2 separate regions of the Homo sapiens genome follow, and region 1 is linked to region 2. The links are chromatin loops, found by intact Hi-C in ENCODE. Cell type or tissue: sigmoid colon. All regions are shown on one strand. Each heading gives the region's core, and the rest is flanking DNA. Links, peaks and the distances in the headings are about the cores only.

Region 1 (10,467 bases), core at 866-8,865, 58 kb after region 2:
CTCCACATGGTGTCTCCCCAGACAGGCTTCCATGACCTTGATGATGACTCCCTCCTCTCCCTAGTCCATTCTCTGACACTCATCACTGTCTGAAAGTAAGTTATTTATGGACCTCTGTTTGAAGCTCCAACATGCAAAGAGCTTGGGAGTCATCACTCTTGTCCTTACAAGAAAGAGCTGAACAAACAGAAAATCGATGACTTTTTGGAAGGACCCATTGGAGAACTGAGCTTGCAGGGCAAACTACCATCCTGAAATCTTGAAAGACAGATAAATCCAGAGTCAGAGCCAAGATCTACTGACCTAGAACAGAAACCACTGGACTCATAAACTGGTAGAAACACTTAAGTGATTATCTTAATGAATCTGGAGGCTGAGTGTGGAGTAGTGTGAGAATGACAAACTCCTAGGGAGTGCAGTCTTGATGGGGCCCCTCACACTTTTTTGGGCTTTACCTCCAGAAACCCTACCAAGTTCTCATGGTGAAGATCCAAGATGGCATCTTGGATGGAAGAGTAATTCTTGTGAAATATACCTAGAGCGTTCTCCAGAACAAAGGCCTACCCTTTGGGGAAAAGGCTTCACCCGAGCCTTGTTCCAAAGCCATGGGGGAAGGACAACCCTCTCACCCCACACCCCTCTGGCTTCCCTGCCTTACCTAAGGTGGGTGGAGGTATATGCAAGAAGAAACACTTGGGTGTCACAGGCTAGGGTCACAGGCCCACTAAAAGCCTGAGATTTAATTGGAAGATTATAGAACTCTTCCCACTCCCCTACATATTACCACCACACCAACAGGCCTGCATATAATTATAGTAAATTACAGCTGAAAGAGCTTTGAGACAGAGACTCTCTTTGAGGAGGAGTATGTAGGGAATCCTGAGGTTAAAAGGGGAGAGAAAAAACACAAACAAGGACATTGGTGGAATTAAAAGGCTCTGGCACCTTTAGTTTTTACAGAAAACACTAAACAAAAAGACCAACTTCTAGCCAGATTCTCATAAATCCTTACATAAGAGGTCTATTTACCTCAGTTCCCATTACCTAATACAACTTGTCCAGCTTTCAACAAAAACGTACAAGTTCCACCAAAATCAAGAAAGAAGTCATAAGAGAGAAAGCAATGATCTAAACCAGACTCAGCTATAACACAGATGTTAAAAATTATCAAGCAGGACACTTAAAGTAACTACGATTAATGTGTTAAGGTCTCTAATGGAAAAAGTAGACAACATGCAAGAATACATGGGTAATGTAAGCAGAGAGATGGAAAACAGAGAGATAAAACCAAAAAGGAAATGCTAGAAATTAAAAAAAAATAATAACAAATGAAGAATGCCTGTGATGGGTTCATCAGTGGAATCAACATGGCTGAGGAAAGAATCAGTGAGCTGAGAATGTTGAAAGAAAATTCACAAACAGAAATATTACAACAACAATAAAAAAAACAACAAAAAATACAATGTCCAAGAACTGTGGGGCAATTACAAAAGCTGTAACATGCACAGAGTCGGAATACAAGAAAGAGAAGAGAAAGAGAATGGAGCAGAACAAATATTTGAAGTAATAATGGCAGTGGGCCTTCTAATATTAATGACGTATACCAAACCACAGATCCAGAAAGTTCAGTGAAATTAAATTAGCTACCTTTGTGTTTGTTGCCTAATTTCAGTTTTAGTACCCTCCAATCCATTTTCCACCCTTCATGAGTGATCTTTATCAACACAAATATCGATTTTATTTCTAATTTCAGACACTTCAATGGCTCCTTATTGCCTTAAGGATAAAAATCCAAATTCCCCAGCATGGCAAAAGAGAAATAGTTCACTATGTAATCCACTGTCCTGGCCAGTCTCAATGCCTGCTTCAGTCTCAAGACTGGTTCGTCTCTGCCCTCAGCTGTTTGGAATTATTAGCAGTTCTATGGAGGGGCCATCAAAAGCCTTTGGGATCTGTGAGGCACAGTGGCTCAGGCCTGTAATCCCAGTGCTTTGAGAGGCTGAGGAGGGAGGATGGCTTGAGCTCAGGAGTTCAAGACCAACGTGGGCAGCATAGCAAGACTCTGTATCTACAATAAAAAAAAAAAAAAAAAGACTGGGCATGATGGCTCATACCTGTAATCCCAGCACTTTGGGAGGCTGAGGTGGAAGAATCACTTGAGTCCAGAAGTTTGAGACCAGCCTGGGCAACACAGCAAGATCCCATATCTAAAAACAAACAAACACACAAAAAAACTTAAAAAAAAATTTCGGGCATGGTGGTATGTGCATACCTGTGGTCCCAGAACTTGGGAGGTTGAAGTGGGAGAATAGTTTCAGCCTGGGAAGTTGAGACTGCAGTGAGCTGTGATTGCACCACTGCACTCCAGCCTGGGCAACAGAGTGAGACTGTCTTAAAAATAATAATAATAATAATAATAATAATAATAATTTTAAAATTAGCTTGGAATGGTGGTGCATGCCTGTAGTCCCAGCTACTCAGAAGGCTGAGGCAGGAAGATCACTTGAGCCTGGGAATTTGAGGCTGCAGTAAGCCATAATTTCGTCACACCTGGGTGACAGAGCAAGACCGTGTCTCAAAAAAGAAAAAAAAAAGCACCTTTGTGCTGTTTTCTCCTGCTTTCTTCTGCTCATTCCTCGCCTTTCCTTTGTCACACAATATTTTAACTGGCTATTTATTTATATCCCTCTCCTGACAGAATGTAACTACCCAAGAGAAGTGTTAATTATTTACAACTTGGAAGTGAGGCATAAAGATGATTACATGCCTATACTTGTGCATTATCCAACACGCCTGCCTACAGGTACCTGACTCTCTAGGGAATATTGTCTTTTCTGATTTACAGTTTACTATTGATCAGGCGTAGACTCTAAAGTTCCATGTTAACTTATAGAAAACTGATAAACTATAGATGATTTTTGTCCAGTAGAGGTGTAAAGGATTTCTGGCGAGTAGAAAATCATAACTGTGTGTGTTACAGTTTTATTACCTTGTAGGATATTAACCAATTTTGAATGTTGTTTTAAAATTGTATTCCATCATCCGTCTACTGTCTCCATCTATATACATAAGTATCTACGCGTCTGTGTATGTGTATATTTTCCCTGGCTTTTTCAGAACTAATGTTACTATTCTGTCAGCTCCATCATTATCGATTTACTGATTTAAATAAGTCATTGGCACAGGCCAGGGCAGCTGAGGAAGTGGGATTGCTCAGCAAACTTTAAGCGAGAGCCTGTCTCAAGGAGTGTGGTCCAGTCAGCAGCTTCTAGGTGCAGTGCCTTCTGGAATCACCATACCAGGGGTCCCCAACTCCCAGGCCCTTGACTGGTACTGATCCATGGCCTTTTAGGAACTAGGCCACACAGCAGGAGGTGAGTGGCTGGCCAACAAGCAAGCAGTACCACCTCAGCTCCACCTCCTGTCAGATCAGCCACAGCATTAGATTCTCATAGGAGCACGAACCCCATTGTGAACTGTGCACGTGAGGGATCTAGGCTGCACAGTGCTTATGAGAATCTAATGCCTGATGATATGAGATGAAAGTTTCATGAAACCACTCCTGACCCTCTCCCCATCCATGGAAAAATTGTCTTCCACAAAACCTATCCCTGGTGCCAAAAAGGTTGGGGACTGCTGCACTACACCTTTCGTGCCAAGGTCAGGCCCAGCCAGTGACAGAGTCCAGAGGGTCCTGGGCCTGGCCATTTCTGACCACTTCCTCCAAGGGATGACTGCTGGGGCTCCTTGGGGGCTGGTCAGACCTCCTCAGAGTTGTCCCTCACTCAGAGGCTCTTTCCTCCCCATTCTCCTTCCTTCCTCTCTCCTTTGCTGGACACTGCCAGTGAGGCCCTGAGGCTGAGTTACTCCCCAGGCCAGGTGTGGGTGGAGGAGGGCAGTTGTGGTCACAGGCTGAGTGGGAAAGGAGCCGGTTTCTTCAGGCCCTTGGAAAATCAGGGAGGAACTGGTATGCTAATTCAGTAATTCTCCCATAGCCTTGACAGGTACAAAATCTCTGAAAACCGGTATTTAAAATTATATTTCTAATCATGCCATTTTCTCTGCTTGGCAATTCAGGAAGTTGAATAGATGATTATGAATCATCCGCAAGTGTGGCTAATTAAATATTTGATCAATAGAATTTAGTGCTTTTCATCTGCAGAGAGTTTTCCTGACATTAACTAATTGAGCCAAAGAAAGGTATCACCTTCATTCTATAGATGGCAAAGCTGGCAAAGGGAAGAGGTTTAAAGAAGCCAGCAAAATAAAAAAATAAAAAATTAATGAGCGAGTGCATGCGGGGGGAGGGAAGCCTGGCTAAGAGGAACTGTGGTCTGCAGACTCCCACTTTGGGCACGTTCATGTCACTGCACAATTTATCACTGCTTGCATCAGGGCAATGCGAACATTCCCAGGTCAGCCCATCGTAGAGTTCAGGTTCCTTGAACTGGAAACAAATGAGCCGGACGGAGCTGGAGTTGGCCCCTGGGGTCTTTAGGGGAAGGTCTTGGCCCAGTTCTGTGCCTAAGAGCAGAGGCTTCCTCTGCAGATCCTAGGACTGTGAAGCCGGAGGCGGCGCTGGAGTTGGAGCCTTGGCTTCTGCGTTGAGCAACAGCGCCACCTGCTGGCCACAGCCTTCCGTCTGCGCGGCTGCCCCTCGCCAGATGCAAAGGTATCTCCTTTGTCGCTTCCGTATTTCCTTCCCTGGCCAGTCCCTGCATTTCCTTTCCTGGCTTCTCCAGCTGGAGGGAGGCAGCTGACAGCTTATATCAAACCTGATAGAAATCTGTTAGAGAGACATTCGGATATTAACAGCAAACACCTCCCCCTAACCCTATCACCCCTGGATAAAATTAGTGTTCATGAGGAAAGGTCTCATTCCCAGGCAGGTCTCGTTCCTCAGCTTCCACTGGAATGGGTCTCTTACCAGCGATGGGAGGATGAGGAAGAACTGAATGTTGAAGACCCTCCTCAGTAAAGGGCATAGCGGGTGCCTCTCGGGGCTGCCTGCGAGGATGTGATGAAATCATGCAGAGAAAGCAGCCTGTTCGGGCGGGGCCTGCGATTCCTCTCCCGCCCTTACCTAAGGCCCTCCCTAAAGCAGGAGGTGACCTTGGGCCTCAGTTTACCTCCATTATTCAACAACAATCAGGTACAGGGGAATGCGGACCACCACATCTGGGTGCCGTCCTTAAAGAGCCTTGCCCCACCCAGCTCTGTTATCTTAGCCGAGTCCCGTAACTTTTGTATGCCTTGGTCTTTTGTTTATGACATGACCAATCTATCTCCCAGGGCCATTCAAAGATTTTTTAAGAGTCAAAATCTAAAAAAAAATTTAATATAGCAAGATTCCAAAACTTTCCATATTTCCAATGCAACAGAACAATTTCGTTTTCCTGAGCAGCTTATAAAATCAGAGCAGCATTTGATAGAGCTGCCTCATGGTCACTGAGGTCTACCAAAAAATGGCACTACTGGGTAGGAAACCCAAGTCCGCCATTTTCCAAGTGCCATGTTGTTTGCTGGAGATTTCAGAAATATCTTTATATGAAGATCAGATGAGAGGAGGATGTAATAGAGTCAGCACCTGTAATGGTTTCAACATCAAGGTCCAAGATGGAAGTGCTAGCGCAGGGCGCAGGATACTATGAAACCAGGCAGCCCTGGAAACACCCCGGGTCCCATGAGAAAGGGACGCACTAGGCCTGGGGATCCTGAGGACCAGAGGAGTCAGTCGCAGGTGCTGTTGCCGGGTCATCCCCACATCTGAAGAGCCCCTTAGCCGGATTCCCCTGGCCCGCCCATGTCCAAGTTCACTTTCCTTCTGTGCACCCTCACCTCAGCCTCGAGGCCCTACTTGCTATGTCCTTATCCTGCCTGTGCCACACGTGGGAGACTGGGTGTGCCTCTCCTCTCCCTCTCCTCCTTCCAGATCTTCTCTTTGGAACTGATGGCTGAAGGACTGATGTCCAGTTGCAGTGAGAAATCCTGCCAGTCCTTTCAGGCCGACTCAGAGGACACCTCCTCCCAGAAGCCACCCTGATCCCTTCCCCTCCCTCCCACCTCCAGCCAGAAGTCCCTCCTGTGGACACGATTCGTTTCCTTGGGCTGTTATGACAAAGTACCACAAACTGGAGTGCTTAAACAACAGAACCTTTATTGTCTCACAGCTCTGGAGGGCGGAAGTCTGAGATCAAGGTGTGGGCAGGGTTGGTTTCTTCTGAGGCCTCTCTTCTGGGCTTGTAGAGGGCCGTCTTCTCCCCGTGCATCTGCACACGGTCTTCCCTCTGTGCATGCCTGCCGCCACTTCCCAATTTCCCCTTCATATAAAGACACTAGTCAGATTGGATTAGGCCTACCCTGAAAACCTCATTTAACTTAATGACTCAAGTATCTCCAAATAAGGTCACATTCTGCGGTACTAGGGGTTAGGACTCCAATCTTTTTGGGGGAGTAGGTGAAGGGGAAAGAGTGGGGCACAATTCCATGCAGAACAGGTTCTTGTTGCATTGCTATTATTATTATTTTTAGAGACAAGGTCTCACTGTATCACCCAGGCTGGAGTGCAGTGGTGCAATAATAGTTCACTGCAGTCTTGAACTCCTGGGCTCAAGTGATCCTCCCACCTCAGTCTCCCAAGTAGCTGGGACTACAGGTGCACCCACCATGATTGACTAACTTTTAAATATTTTTATAGAGATGGGGTCTCACTATGTTGCCCAGGCTGGTCTCAAACTTCTGGGCTCAAGCCATCCTCTTGCCTCAGCTTCCCAGTGTGCTGGGAGTACCGTGTGAGCCACCATGCCTGGCCCTGCATCATTATTTATGCTTCTTGGTGAATTATCATTATTTTTGTGTCCCAGGGAATGCAGATCCCTTGGGGCATCAGAGCCTAGATATAAGATATATTTGCGTTCTGTTGACCCTTAAGCTAAGTACCCACTCAAGAAATAATTGAATGAACAAGTAGTAAATACAAGTATTCATGAATGAATGTGGACCACTGCAAATAATGAGAGGTCTGGAATGTGCAACATGTTACTAGAAATAGACTTCAGCAGATGCTGTGGCTGTCGTGATAACCGTATGTGAATCTGTGGAAAGACTCCATCCAACCAAAAAAAAAAATCTTTCCCACTGGGACCTCAAATACCGTTGGCAAATGACGCTCCCTGCCGGATCTTTGCAGTTCCTGATTTTAATAATGGAATGGCCTCCTTCAGGAAGGAAGCATGGAGGGTGAGCGGGGAGGATGAAAGGAAGTCATAAGGACAGGTAGGGTCCTGCTGCATCGTCGTCTTTTAGGACAGGCTCTGACACTAACCAAGTCCTGCAATCCCAAATGCACTCTTTCCCCGTTTGCTGTCTTCCATCTGCAGAAACCGCTACTAAACATTAGGCTTGTTTTATTTTTCTTTGCTTCCATACAGGCTCTTGGTCAGTCATTGCTCAATATTTCTTTTTTTTTTTTTTTTTTTTTTTTTTTGAGACACGGTCTCACTTTGTCATCCAGGCTGGAGTGCAGTGGTGCAATCACAGCTCACTGCATCCTCAATCTCTTGGGCTCAGGCAAGGTTCCCACCTCAGCCTCCCTAGTAGCTGGGACTACAGGCACGTGCCACCACACCTGGCTAACTTTTTGATTTTTTTTAGAAACAGGGTCTTACTATGTTGCCCAGGCTGGTCTCAAACTCCTGGGCTCAAGCGATCCTTCCCTGTCAGCCTCCCAAAGCGCTGGAATTACAGGCATGAGCTGCTGCACCCAGCTAATATTTCTTTACCCTTATGGAGCTAACAAATCATGTTCCAGCCATTTCAGGATGAATGCTAAAACGGTGTTCAGATGGTAAAGTTGGACTTAATTCAGTGAGATTTAATAATAGACAATTTATGTCGATTTCCAAATAATACAAGTCAGTTCCAATATATCCCTTAAGAGACTTCCAGAACCCCATGGCGTCAGATGTGAAGAACAATCCCCACAGCTCTGCTGAGGCTGGGAGGGCGCTGGGGCTGTGGCGTCCTCCGCGCTGCCTTTCTTTCTGTTAGCTTGCATTCGCTTCTGCTCCTGAGGCTTCCTTTCCAATCTCAGCTGCGCGACAAAAGCTCAGTAGAGGCAAAAGCTCAGTAGAGGCCAGTTCAGTATTAGAAACAAGGGACGCTGGTCTGTTAATCTTTCTTCTCTATTAGTCCCCAAGGATCAGCTTTAGACACTGTGAAACCAGTGGGGCATTTCCATACAGGCTCCACACTCACAGCGCATCCATGGTACTGATGGTAGGAACAGAAGCCTCTGACGCTTTCCCCTGGCAGGTCCATCTTTCTGATCTAATCCTGGGGGTGCATCCATTGTCAGAGGTCTGGAGCAGCCCAACATCCTTTCTCTGGGGAAAAGAGCAAATGCATGCAATGCAATGTATTTACTTTTCAAAAAGAGGAAGTCTTCTTTGGGCCAAATGCCCTACCAATACAGTTAATTCTCAGTTATTTGCATTTGAATTACCTTGATGTTTTTGCATTTGAATTACCTTGATATTTTTGAAAATAGAGCACTGTACTTTTTTTAAGAGGCAGGGTCTTGTTCTGTTGCTCTGGCTGGAGTGCAATGGCAGGATCACAGCTCACTGCAGCCTCTACCTCCTGGGCCCAAGAGATTCTCCCGCCTCAGCATCCTGAGTAGCTGAGACTAAAGGCACGCCCCCGCCATGCCCAGCTAATTTTTAAATTTTTTGTAGAGACAGGGTCTCACTATGTTGCCCAAACTGATCTTGAACTCCTGGCTCAAGTGATTCTCCCTCCTCAACCTCTCAAAGCACTGGGATTTTAGGCGTGAGCCACTGCACCTGGACTTGCACTGGTACTCTTTATTGACTTCTTGGTAATTGTCCCCCATTACTAGTGGCTACATTAGTTCAGAAAGGATTTGCACAGAGGCCTGTTTTGAAACATGTGTGCTTTATTCTGGATCTAAGCTCAAGAAAGACCTGTGAAAATGAATGCCAAAGTCTCTCTCTGGGCCATGGCTTGATTGTGCCTACCCTCAGGGAGGAATGAGGGATGGCTGAGGATGGTGGGGTAGGGGCCCTGGGCCAAAAATCCCCAATCCCTGGGCCACAGACCAGCAGTATTGGTCTGCGGCCTGTTAGGAACCGGGCTGTGTGGCAGGAAGTGAGCGGTGAGCCAGAGAAGGAAGCTTCATCTGTATTCACAGTGGCCGGCTCCTCATCAGTTGCATTACTACCTTAGCTCTGCCTCCTGTCAGATCCACCCCAGCAAAGGAGATTAGGAGATTCTCATAGGAGCACAAACTGTATTGTAAACTGCGCATGTGAGGGATCTAGGCTGCAGGTTCCTTATGAGAATCCCATGCCTGATGATCTATCACTGTCTCTCATCATCCCCCAGACGGGACTGTCTGGTTGCAGGAAAACAAGCTCAAGACTCTCACTGATTCTACATTATGGTGAGTTGTATAATTATCTCATTGTATATTACAATGTAGTAATAATAGAAATAAAGTGCACAGTAAATGTAATGCGCTTAAATCATCCTGAAACCATCCCCCACCTGCTGCCCATCCATGATAAGATTGCCTTCCATGAAATCCGTCCTTAGTGCCAAAAAAGTTGGAGACCGCTACCCTGAGCAATCCTCAGTTTAGGTCTTCACCACGTGCCTCCTGGGATTTCAAAGCCTCACACACACATAAGCAAACATCCAAGGACTAGTGTCTACAGCCCATTGTTAACAGAAAAATTAAGAGACAGAACACAGTTTTTCTCTTTATTTATTATTTATTTATTTATTTTTTTTTGAGACAGAATTTTCACTCTGTCGCCCAGGCTGCAATGCAGTGGCGTGATCTCAGCTCACTGCAACCTCAGCCTCCTGGGTTCACGCAATTCTCCTGCCTCAGCCTCCAGAGTAGCTGGAACTAGAGGTGCGCGCCACCATGCCCAGCTGATTTCTTTTGTATTTTTAGTAGAGATGGGGTTTTACCATGTTGGCCAAGATGTTCTCGATCTCCTGACCTTGTGATCCACCCGCCTCGGCCTCCCAAAGTGCTGGGATTACAGGCATGAGCCACCACGCCCAGCCTCTCTTTATTTTTTAAGAGACAGAATCTCGTTATGTTACCCAGGCTGGAGTGCAATGGCACAATCATAGCTCACTGCAGCCTCAAACTCTTAGGTTCAAGTGATCCTCCCACCCCAGCCTCATGAGTAGCTGGGACTACAGGTGCACAAGTTTTCTTTAAAAAAAGGCAAGCATACACATTTATGTTAGTAGATGTAAAGACAACTCTAGAAGAATATAAACCAGATTATTAAAGTACTTGTATTTGGGAAGTGTGATTATCTATGATTTTCAATTTCTAGATTATATATCCTTGTAATGTTTGCATTTTTTACATAGAGCAGGTGTTACTACTTTTTAAAGTTGCTTTCTTGAGGTATAATATGTATA
Region 2 (10,467 bases), core at 1,385-9,384:
CCTCTGAGAAGCCACCCGCGCACCCACTTCTGACTCTGCTACACGCTGGTGTGACACTCTTCGTGTTCCGCCCCACTCATCCCCCTTGTCATGACTGCTTCTCCACTTCCGCCCCTCTCTCCAGATTATAAGTCCCATGAGGGCTAGGGCGCTGGCTGTCTTGTTTACTATTGTGTCCCCCAAAATGTCCCTGAAACCTACAACAGTGCCTGGCACACCATATTCCCTGACTGAAGAATAAGCACATGAAAGAATGGATGTGATCCAGTCTTAAACCATATTCTCTAAGAATCCATATGGCAAAATGCTCACAACCCAACATTAAATGAGAAAAAGTCTGCAAAATTGTATACACAGCATGACATTAACATGACTATACACAAATACATGTAAAAACCCAGACCAGAGGCACTAAATTGTTAGCAGTGGTTGGTCCTGGCCATTTTAGTTTTTTTCTTTATACACATATATATTTTCCAGATATTTACAATAAACTTCTATTTCCTTCATAATTGTGAAAACAGTGAGTTAAGAGAGTTGGAAACAGCAAAGGATCCAGGACTTCTGGAATGAACAATGATTTAAGTCCAAGGTCTAGATGGTCGGGCCATCCTGTGAAATATCCACATTTGAACTTGGCCACAATGGATATCTATTATAGCCATCATTTCCAGACCGTCTCTACACAATCGCCAGTGATTCCTTTGATAAGAGCTCCCTTCCTTTGTCATGGGGACCCGTTAGGCTGAGCACAGCAGAGATGACAGGTAGGATTTCATGAAGAGACATAAATTTCCTTCTTTTTTCTAACAGAAAAATTCAGGGTAAACAACCCTTTCCCCACTGTCACCACACTCACCTTCAGAGCAACAACTTAGAGGCTCTTACAAGAGGACTTGTTTACCTCTGTCCCACCTGAAGCATCTGTAACTGTTTGCAGTAACTGTTGAAGGTGTCAATGTGAAGCTCCCCAGGCTTGGGACCCAGCACAGGGATAGGTGGTGCATTAAATGGGCCCAGGGAGGACAGATCTCATGGGAGTGGCGTCCGCAGAAACTCGAGGACAGTGGTTCCAAGTCTTGATCTGGACCCTGGATTTCTTCTCTTGCTTTGATTTCTCCATTTTCCCATCAATCACATTGGGATGTGTATGCACCCCTCTGAGACTGTTTCAGGGAGTGGTGAAATTTACAGCACTGCCATTTGGGGATCTGTCCCTCTACCCTCTGCCCATGGGTCTCTCTTAAGAGATCACCATGTGAGGAACAGAGTGTAGAGAAGAAGGGATGTTCAGCCTCAAGAAGATGAGAAAAACCACAGAAGAGTGGAACATTAAAATTGTCATACACATGAAAAGCAGATTCGTTCTGTGTGGCTTCCCAGGACAGAACTCAGGCCAGAGGTAGAGGTTCTAGAAAGCCAGGTTTCTGCTTCACCTAAAAAAAGAAACTCCTAAGAACAAAAAGTGATCCACGAGGCTGCCTTGTAAGGCAGTGCTGAGTCACCCATCCCGGTGAATGTTTCAGTGGGGCTGACCCATCATAGGGCACTTTTGGTAGACAGGATGCCTGTGTGAAGTTGGGAACTGGACTGATAACCTTTGACTTTTCCTCCTGACTCCAAGGACCTATGTTTCTGCCACTTGGCCTTTTGCTTGTGCAAGCTTGGACATAGTTTATAACTCATCCTCAACACCATTTTACCTAGGCCCAGCCAGAGCTGCAATAGCCAGGGGCCTCCCTCTTTGCTCACCTCCAATGGGGGACATTTGTCTTGCTCATAGATGCCATCTATTACCTGACTACAGGACAAGCTCACAATATGAGTCCCACCTTCCCAGAGTAAAAGTGAGAACTCAAAATCCCAGGATCCCTTGCAGGAAAGAAGAAGTCTTGTGACCTAAGTCTATCTTTCATATGCTCCTGTGCAAGACTTCAATTTGGAAATTAATAACCTGAAGGGAAAAAAGGTGCAGGAGGGAATCTGCCTGGTGCATTAATTTTCTGTTTTGAGCCACGGCAGAGACATTGGCTTTTATGCTGTTTCCCAGACAGTGCAAGGTCATGTCCCATTAGATCTAGCAGATGTGGCATTTGTGATGAAGCAGATTTGTGGCATTTTGTGCTTATGAGTGGCAGAAACCACTGCTGTTTCCTCAGCAAGTTCTGTGGCGGGATTTAGGGATCGCTCCCGGACGTTTAGCTTCAACTCTGACTCCTGGCTGCCCATGACTCTGTGAGCTTGCTCTGATCTCCCAAGAGAATGGCTCAGGGCTCACCAGTCCCATTTTGTCCCCGTTGTCAGGCACACACAGAGCTGAACTGCCTTTCCCAGCCTTCCTTGCCCTTAGGCGTGGCCACACGACTGAGTCCCAACTAATGGAGCGTGGAGAGAAGCGACAGACATCCATGCCTGGTCCCTAAAGCCTCTCACAATCACCCACACTCTTATCGCCTAGCAAGGCGCAGAGGATCCGCTGGGAGATGACAAGAGCCCTGGAGCCATGAGAAGACAGGAGCCTGGGCTCTTGGATCACTAGCCTGCATGGCGACATGAACAAGGAATAAACCTCTTATTGTCTTAAGCCACTCTGAGTTTGCAGTTGTTGTAGGGTTAGCGCATCTTGACTAGTACACTGAAATCCGTTTTCTGATGGACTAGCTAAAGCAGATTTCCTTTTTTTAGGATTAAGAACTCTGAGTATTTCACTTCCCGACTCGGTCTAATGTGTTGATTTGGTAGTTGCATCTGCAGGTAGGCCATGGTTCCCCCAGAATGGGCGGCACAGGGCTTGCCTTAGACCTCTCATCTTAGTGCAGGATGGAGGGGACCCAGCAGGAGCCCTAGTGTGGCAATCCCATCACCATAGGCAGGCCCAGCCACAGAAGTGTCTCTGATGGAGAGTGGGCTCTCTGTCTGCTTCTCTGGTCATGGTGGGCCTCTGACTTCATCCCTGGCTCCCTGCTAAGAAGTACAGGGAGGTCAGGTATGTTCTTCCTGGTGCCCCTGAATTCTGCACTGGGAATTCTGTCCCCTCCTCTTTCTTATTAGGTGAAGCCATGGTCAGGTGTGGTGGCTTACACTTGTAATCCCAGCATTTTGGGAGGCCAAGGTGGGAGGATCGCTTGAGGACAGGCATTCAAGACCAGCCTGGACAACACAGCGAGACCCCACTGCTAAAAGAATTGTTTTAAATTAGCCATGTGTGGTTAGTGCCCAACTGTAGCCCCAGCTACTCAGGAGGCTGAGGCTGGAGAATCACTTGAGCTCAGAAGTTTGAGGCTGCAGTGAGCTCTGATCACATTACTGCACTCCAGCCTGGCAACAATGTAAGACCTCATCTCCACAAAAAATGAAAATAAAAAATAGCTGAATGTGGTGGCACGCATCTGTAGTCCCAGCTACTCTGCAGGCTGAGGCTGCAGGATCCCTTGAGCCCAGGAGTTTGAGGCTGTGGATTGCACTACTGCACTCCAGCCTGGGCGACAGAGTGAGAGCCCATCTCTGAAAAGAAACAAAAGAAATAAAAAAGGTGAAGCCAACTCTGGGTCAGGAGCCCAGAGAGCTATCTGTCTCTGAAAGAAATTACCTTGCACCCACTTGAAATCAGGCTTGAGTTCATGCAGAAGATGCTCTTAGCCATTTCTGGCCAGCTCACCCCTGATTCATCCCCTACCCACAGGGCAGTCCCATGGTGGCAGTGAGTACCATGTGGCTGGCCCTCTGCTCTCAATTGGCTGGACCAGAGCTGGGCATGTGATCTAAGCTGGGCCAGCCCCATATTTTGTGCCTGAATTCTGGAGATGCAGTTTCAGGCTGGGCTCCCCTGTTGAATAGAGCAGATGTAAACTGAATTTTGTGCCTGAATTCTGGAGATGCAGTTTCAGGCTGGACTCCCCTGTTGAATAGAGCAGATGTAAACTGATAAACAGTGGCAGGACCATCTTCTGTCCTATGTGGACTGAGAAACAGGCCTTGAGGCAGTCAGTCGGCCAATAAAAACAAAGCAGCAGGAATATAGAAGAAAAGGTGAAAGAAGGAGGAAGAACTTTCTGAGCCTGGAGGTATCTCAGGCCCATGGGTCCATGAGCAAAGTCTCTATCCACAAAACAGAATTTTCTAGTTTGCTTAAACTAGTTCAAGTCCGTTTGTAAAATCTAAAATGTAAGGACCTTGATGGATACAGGAAGAAGTAGAAAAGGTTACCCTACAAGTTGCCACCCCTTGGGAACCTCAGAACCTGCTGGCTCCTGCAGAACTGGGAAACCTAAAAATTCTCATGCAGAGCTGGGGAAATAAGGCCGCAGGAGAGACCTCTTGGGACGTTTCACTAAGTGGAAAGGAGTTTCTCCAGCCTAACAGCCTCTTGTCATCTCAGAGCAAACGCAAAGAGCCCAGAGAGGTGGAGTGACTTCCCCGCGCGCCCCCACAGTCCATTGGCTTGGGGCTATAACCTAGGTCCCAGGGCCGCCCATCTGCAAGGCTGCCTGAAACCCCAAGCATGAACTCTCACTTGGAATTAGCATCCCTTTCCCACATTCGGCCCCTGGGAGCAGCGGCCAGGAGGGAGCTATCGGGAGAAGTAAGCTCGAGTTGCTAGGATGGCGACAAATGACGCAGCTAATTCTCCTCGCCTGACTGGTCCCCGCGCCCTGGGACCCCGTGTCCCCGCGCACAAGTGCGTGCTCGGGAGTCCGGCCCAGGAGCAGCTGCGGAGGCCGGGCGGCCCTGGGAAGATGCCTGGCGGGTTGTCGGGGGAGGGAGGAGAGGGTACTGGGCTCGGGGCCCCCACTCACCCACCCCTGCACCGCGGGGGGCGGCGCTGGGCGGCCCGGGGAGGGCCAGCCCCGCCGAGCCTTTCAGAGTTAATTAGCCTTCATGAATATGGATGCCACCGCCGATTGAAGACGGTTGAGAGGTCGTAACCTGACCTCGGCGAGGCGTGCATAAAGAAAAGCCTACTTTTCTCAGCTTGGCTCCTAATTGAAAGCCCGAGTGGTCGGGCGCAGCGCGGAGGGTGTGATCGCGCGCCCCGCTCCCTGCGCGCTCTGGGGACGGTGGCGGGGGCGCCCGGGCGAGCTCGGGGACCCGCAGGTGTGTGCGGGCGGCCCAGCGCAGCTTCGCCGCGGCGGGATCCGAAGTGGGGATTTATTCTGAAAGCTTTCCTTTTCCATGATGGTTTTCATTTCCTGTAATTTAGAGCTGGAAGCATTTATGGAATATCACATGGTTTTCGTTTACACAGGAAATCAGCTGCAGTTGTGAGAAGATACTGACTTACTTTTTTTTGTTTTTGAAATCCTCCTCCCCACATCCAAAAAAAAAAAAAAAAAAGAAAAATTTTTGAAAAGACGAGCTGGCAGCATGTTTTGAAATAGTTCTCCTTTTTGATCCAACCTCACTGTTCTCCAAAGGGGACTGCAGTTTATTTCTGACACGTGGTAATCACTTTATGTGAAGAAACCCCAGCATCGAGAGATGCTTTTGGTTTTTTTCAGAGCAAAGCGGGGAGCTCAGAGGGGGTGGGGGCAGGCGGGGGGAGAGGGGGGCGCTCACAGCTGCGCCCCAGCTTCCTTTCTGGGATGGGAACGATTTCTAAAGGATCTTAGGGAAAGGAGCCTGCGAACCAGGCCGCCTTTGGAGCTGAACTCCCTCCCTCCCCGAGAAAGACAGCACTTACTGCCCCAGTTAACCTGCTGGGATCACTGCTTAAAACCTTAGAGTCGTAGCGCCGTCCCCCAACCCAGGAATCACAGTATAAGTCTCTTCTTAACCCAGCCCCACCCCATCACCCCAGAAATCATCAGAGAACCGCAGGGTTTTATCACAGAGATTGAGGCCGAGGTGGAAGAATTTGCAATTTGTTTTTTTCATCTATGCCCCCTGGTTGCCACTGAGTTGAAGTCAGCACTCTCTTCTCTCTTTGCTGGGGATGGTTCTAACCACTTCCCACCCTCCACCCCCAGTTCGGAGGCCAACTAGACCGCCGTGGGCAATAGCACCACCGTGTGGCCAGCCTCCCTCTCCAAGCCCCTTCCCCTGCCTTTTCTGGGATCCTCCCGGGCGGTAGCGTGGATTTAGTGGGGCTGGGATGGTCTCTGCCCACTTTCTTCTCCTCCCTGCAATGAGGTTAACACACAGGGCACCAGACGCTCTCCCTTCATGCCATCTACTAAGTAAGACATTCTGCAATGACGGATCCGTTTCTTTGATTCAAGGCTTAGCTCCCAATTAAACAGAAGATACCCTTGAAGAGATAAAATTTAGGCACCGATTTTAGGGTGAAACAGTGTATTATTGTTTCCCAAGGATTGAGTGGGCTCCTAGAGAAAGGAAGGAGGCCCAGCCTGAGACCCAGAGGGACAGGAACCAGCGCTGTGGCCATCCTTCAAGCCCGGGCCCTAGTCATTCATTTGGTGGGACTGGGAGGAGGTAGGGTGGTGGCTCTGGGAGGTGGGTAGTGACAGAGTCCTGTACACATTTCAGGGGTGTGGAGGGAGCCTTCTGAGAATGTCCAGACCTCATGGGGCCTCTAGGACCCAGGTGGCCCTCGATGGTCACTGTGTCCCCAGCAGTTGAGACCCATTTGACAGAGTCTCAGGCAGCTGCACCGTGACCATCTTCTGCTCCTCTCCCCAAGTCGATAAAACCAACAGCCATCTGTGTGAACATAAGCCCCGTGTTTTTATGGGCTGTCTACTGGCTGCTGCAGACAAGCCAGGATGGAGGCTTACGGCCGCAGCTCTCTCAGCCTCCAAATATGAAACTGTGTAATCCGACTCATTCTCTGAAACCAAATATTTGCAGGGACAGCCAGCAGCCACCTGGCTACCACATCTTTTGACCATGCAGGTCATTGGTGCTGTGAAAACGCCACCTGGGGATTTTTCTCAGCTTCTGAGGGGTCCGCAGGCAAACCTCCCCTCCACGACACAGGGCAGCCCACCCTGGCCTCTCCTGCTGCCCCCCAATTGGGGTGTGCAGATGAAATCTCAGTCGGGCCTGTGAGCGGAATGAAAGAAACTCTGTTCATTTCTGCAGGGGCTCTGGTGTCTGTCTGAGGCCCTGGTTTCCTCCCAGGAAACTGCACTTACCTTCTGTTGCTTATTACCTAATTGATGAACTATTTGAGTCTGCATGGTGCTACTTTGAGCTTCCTTAGCTTGGCCACTAGCTGAGCATTAAGGAAGTTGTGGAGAGCAGTACCTTCATGCCCCGCGCAATGATTTGGTACATTTCCAGAACGATCTTCTCCTTGTCAGGCTTCCCTCCCTCCTGCTCAGCAGCCCTTATTTTTTCTCCTCTCTCTTTCTCTGGAAATGTGGAGTTTATTGGTCTCTGCAGGGGGGAAATGATCAAAAACGTAATTATTATAAGCTGCAACCCCTGGCCAGCTGTTTGGGTTTCAGGGTGGTTCCCAGTGAGTCACTAGGGCACACCCTCTCTCTGCCTGGCTCCTCTGGGTCCCCCTGGCTTGGCCATCTGGAAAATGGGAGGATTTTTTAAGGGAGGAGGACGTTTGGGGAAGAAAACAGGCGCCTGGGAGCCTCTCTCTCTCTCTCTCTGTCTCTGTCTCTCTCGCTCTCTCTCTTTCCTAACCCCACAAACTTCTGAGAAGCCCCATGTTCCTGGCCAAACATGGAACTGTCTGGAGGGACCTGGGCGGGCTGCAGGCCTAGGCCCCCACCCAGATGGCCGCTGTGCTGCCTCTCCTAGCAAAAGCCTTTGCTGGAAGGGTGAGCAACCAGGGCCTTCTGTACAGATGACTTTACCATCCCGGACACCATTTTAAATAGATCGACATTTCAATATGTATTTATTCTTGTTGTATATACAAAAAAATTAATACAAAATAAAAAAAGCCCTGCTGGTGATATGCCAGGCTGAGATATATAATGATATTTAGCAGCAACTGTGTCATTCTGTGTTGTTGACAGTAAAATAAATTAACATAATAAACATAATTTGCTCAAAAACAGCTAAGGAAAAGCAGATGGTTAGCACATTTCAGCAGGACCTGTTGGTCCAAGTTTGCACGGATGTTTAGACGTTTGTGCAGTCTGCAACAGATGCTTGCCTGGGTTCCCAGGCGCTCCCACGTGATAGGCACGGGAGGGCTCCACGCCTCTGGCCTGGGACAGGGCCACCGCACTGCAAAGAAATGGGGTCCCCAGGAAAGGGAGCTGCCATGTGCATTGCAGCCCCAGGCCAGGGCTGGCTCAGCGTGAAGAGTGGCAGAGGCACCAGGCTGGCTTTCCCGCCAGGCAGAGCTGGAGCCTGCAAGCGCCTGGGCCATTAGCATTCATGGCCTGTCGCCTGCCCAGCGCACATCCTTTGTGTGCCTGGAACAAGGGAGCTTTCTTCCAGGGAGGATGGCGCCGAGGCACTCCGGATCCTGCAGGCGAGCTTCCCAGTGGCAATGGGGACCAGTGGGCCTTGGCCCTCCCTTTGGTTCATGCACCCATAGCTCTGGAAAGAGAAGAAAATGTTATTTTTGCAGAAGATGCCTCAGTGCCTGGGAAGAAGAAGAGGGCTGTGGATTTATTTTATTCTGCAGATTGGAGGGGATAGGGCCTGCAGATCCCCAACATCAGGACCCCGGGGTCCCTGGCTCTACCAGGCAAATAGTCCATGTTAGTAGCCTCCTGGGAAGGAGCATTTTTCCTGAGGGCAGAGGTGAAGGCTGAGGCCCCCAGCGATGGGCGATGGCATTTCAACCTGTCCTTCTCAAACAGGGCAGAAAGAGGGACTCATGAGAAAGATGATGTTGGGATTTCTGCTCAGAAACCTCACTACCCCACCGAAGGAGGGCTGAGGGCTCCCTCCCACCCAGCACTGGGATGCCAGGGCAGGTCACTGAAAAGGGCAGCCCTTCCTGGAGTTTGGATGCAGCTCCAAAAGCTCCTGGGAATTCCCGTGCTGCCTGAGCAGTGCTGTAGGCAAAGCCCCCATGGTCCATACTTGAGAGTTCAGATATAGGCTAGACATGGTTTCTGGTAGAAAGGAGCTTATTATTATTATTATTATTATTATTTTTAGAGATGAAGTCTCAGTCTGTCTGTCACCCGGGATGGAGTGTAGTGGTGCCATCATAGCTTGCTGCAGCCTCCCACGTCTGGGCTCAAGCAGCCTTCCCCACCTCAGCCTCCCAAGTAGCTGGGACCCCAGAAACCCTGGGACCCCACACCTGGCTAATTTTGCTGTGTGGTTTGTGCTTGCACCGGTGCCTCGGCCTCCCTTTGTAGGTCTCCTTGCCACGTTGGGACCCTCCCCGCGGGGCTCACCCGCCAGAGGGGCTAGAAGCAGGGACCCCAGAAACCCCAGGACCCCACACCTGGCTAATTTCAAAAAAAGTTTTTTTAGAGATGGGGGTCTCACTGTGTTGCCTGGGCTGGTCTCCAGCTCCTGGCTTCAAGAGATCCTCCCACTTCAGCCTCCTGAGTTTCTGGGATTACTGATGCACACTACCATGCCCCACCTGCTAGAAAAGAGTTTAGAGTAGGAGACCCAACTGGATATAAAATAGCTGGAAAGACAGATGCCCTGTTGTAGGACAGGTTAAGCATCTGTAGCTCCACCACAGAGCTGTTAGCATGGCACAGTTGCCCGGTCTGAGTCTGGGATCCTGGCAATAGGTGTGCTTAGCACCACGCCTGGTATGTGCCACGTGCCCACTAAATGGTAGCGGTTGTTAACCCTGACTGCTGCGTCGAAGACAGTTTCATGGGAAGAACAGCTTGCCCCCTGCGTCCAGAGGACAATTAGACCTTTTCCAAGTGTCTAACAGGCCCCTCAAACATGGCCAAGACTTGAGGATCTGGCCCCAGTTCATCCCTTATGGAGTCATCCCACCTCTGGAAATACCCCTGCCATCTATCCTGATGTTCAGCCAAAAACTGGAGGCCATTTTTTCCTTCTCTCTTTTGCCAACCCCCACATCAGATCTCATCAGCAAGCCTTGTCAACTCTACATCCAAAAAGCATGCTGCATCCCCCAACTCACCATCTTCCCCTTGCTCTACCACAGCCGTGGTTCAAGCCACCTTACTCTCTCCAGTTCCTGAGCAGCTGCTGATGGATTTGCTCCACTCGAAGCCCTATAATCAGAGCGTGCTGATTAAAACCCCACTCTGTCAGGCCAGGCTCTCTGGGAAGCAGAAGGCAGGATGCAGTTGGAAAGGAAAGGAGTTTACCAGGGGAGACCTGCAGAGTATGCAGAAGAGAGGAAGCACAAGGAGGCAGGGAGAGCCTTCAGACCAGCATGTGGGTCTGACCCCCGGAGAAGAGAGAGCTGAAGGAAAGAAGAGAGGGTAGGAAGAGCTTCAGGCCACACTGCAGCTCTGAGAAAGCCCAGCCAGACCAGCAAGGAGCTTCCCAACGGAGTCCGGGCTCATGCACCCCCGTAGAGATTGGTCTTTGGGCGGAGTATGGCCGCAGGTCGAACACTGCAGGAGGATCTTGGTGGCA

What was found. A loop is a pair of places that touch in the nucleus more often than their neighbours do. Peaks named below come from ENCODE experiments on the same cell type or tissue, not always from the same donor. Only the 100,000 strongest peaks of a DNase experiment are listed, where the experiment ranks them.
Region 1: it touches region 2 in a loop (2.5-fold over the local background); 9 of 110 quality-filtered maps call a loop at or near these places.

Annotation. Positions count from the first base shown.
Region 1 is chr10:30,721,126-30,731,592 of GRCh38, reverse strand. It overlaps LINC02644 (long intergenic non-protein coding RNA 2644), which reads right to left and starts at 8,374. Exons shown (of 2, transcript NR_134497.1): 1 at 8,257-8,374; 2 at 7,853-8,174. In sigmoid colon, for the core only: CTCF peaks have their summits at 4,421 and 4,627 (motif pointing left); DNase peaks (open chromatin) are centred at 4,357 and 4,622.
Region 2 is chr10:30,779,578-30,790,044 of GRCh38, reverse strand. No RefSeq gene overlaps it. Among named protein-coding and RNA genes, the nearest start is that of LINC02644, 62 kb to the right of the region's middle. RefSeq lists a silencer at 4,603-4,912 and an enhancer at 6,399-6,899. In sigmoid colon, for the core only: a CTCF peak has its summit at 6,033 (motif pointing left); DNase peaks (open chromatin) are centred at 4,614, 5,984, 6,788 and 8,224; H3K4me3 peaks cover 1,755 bases; H3K27ac peaks cover 3,949 bases.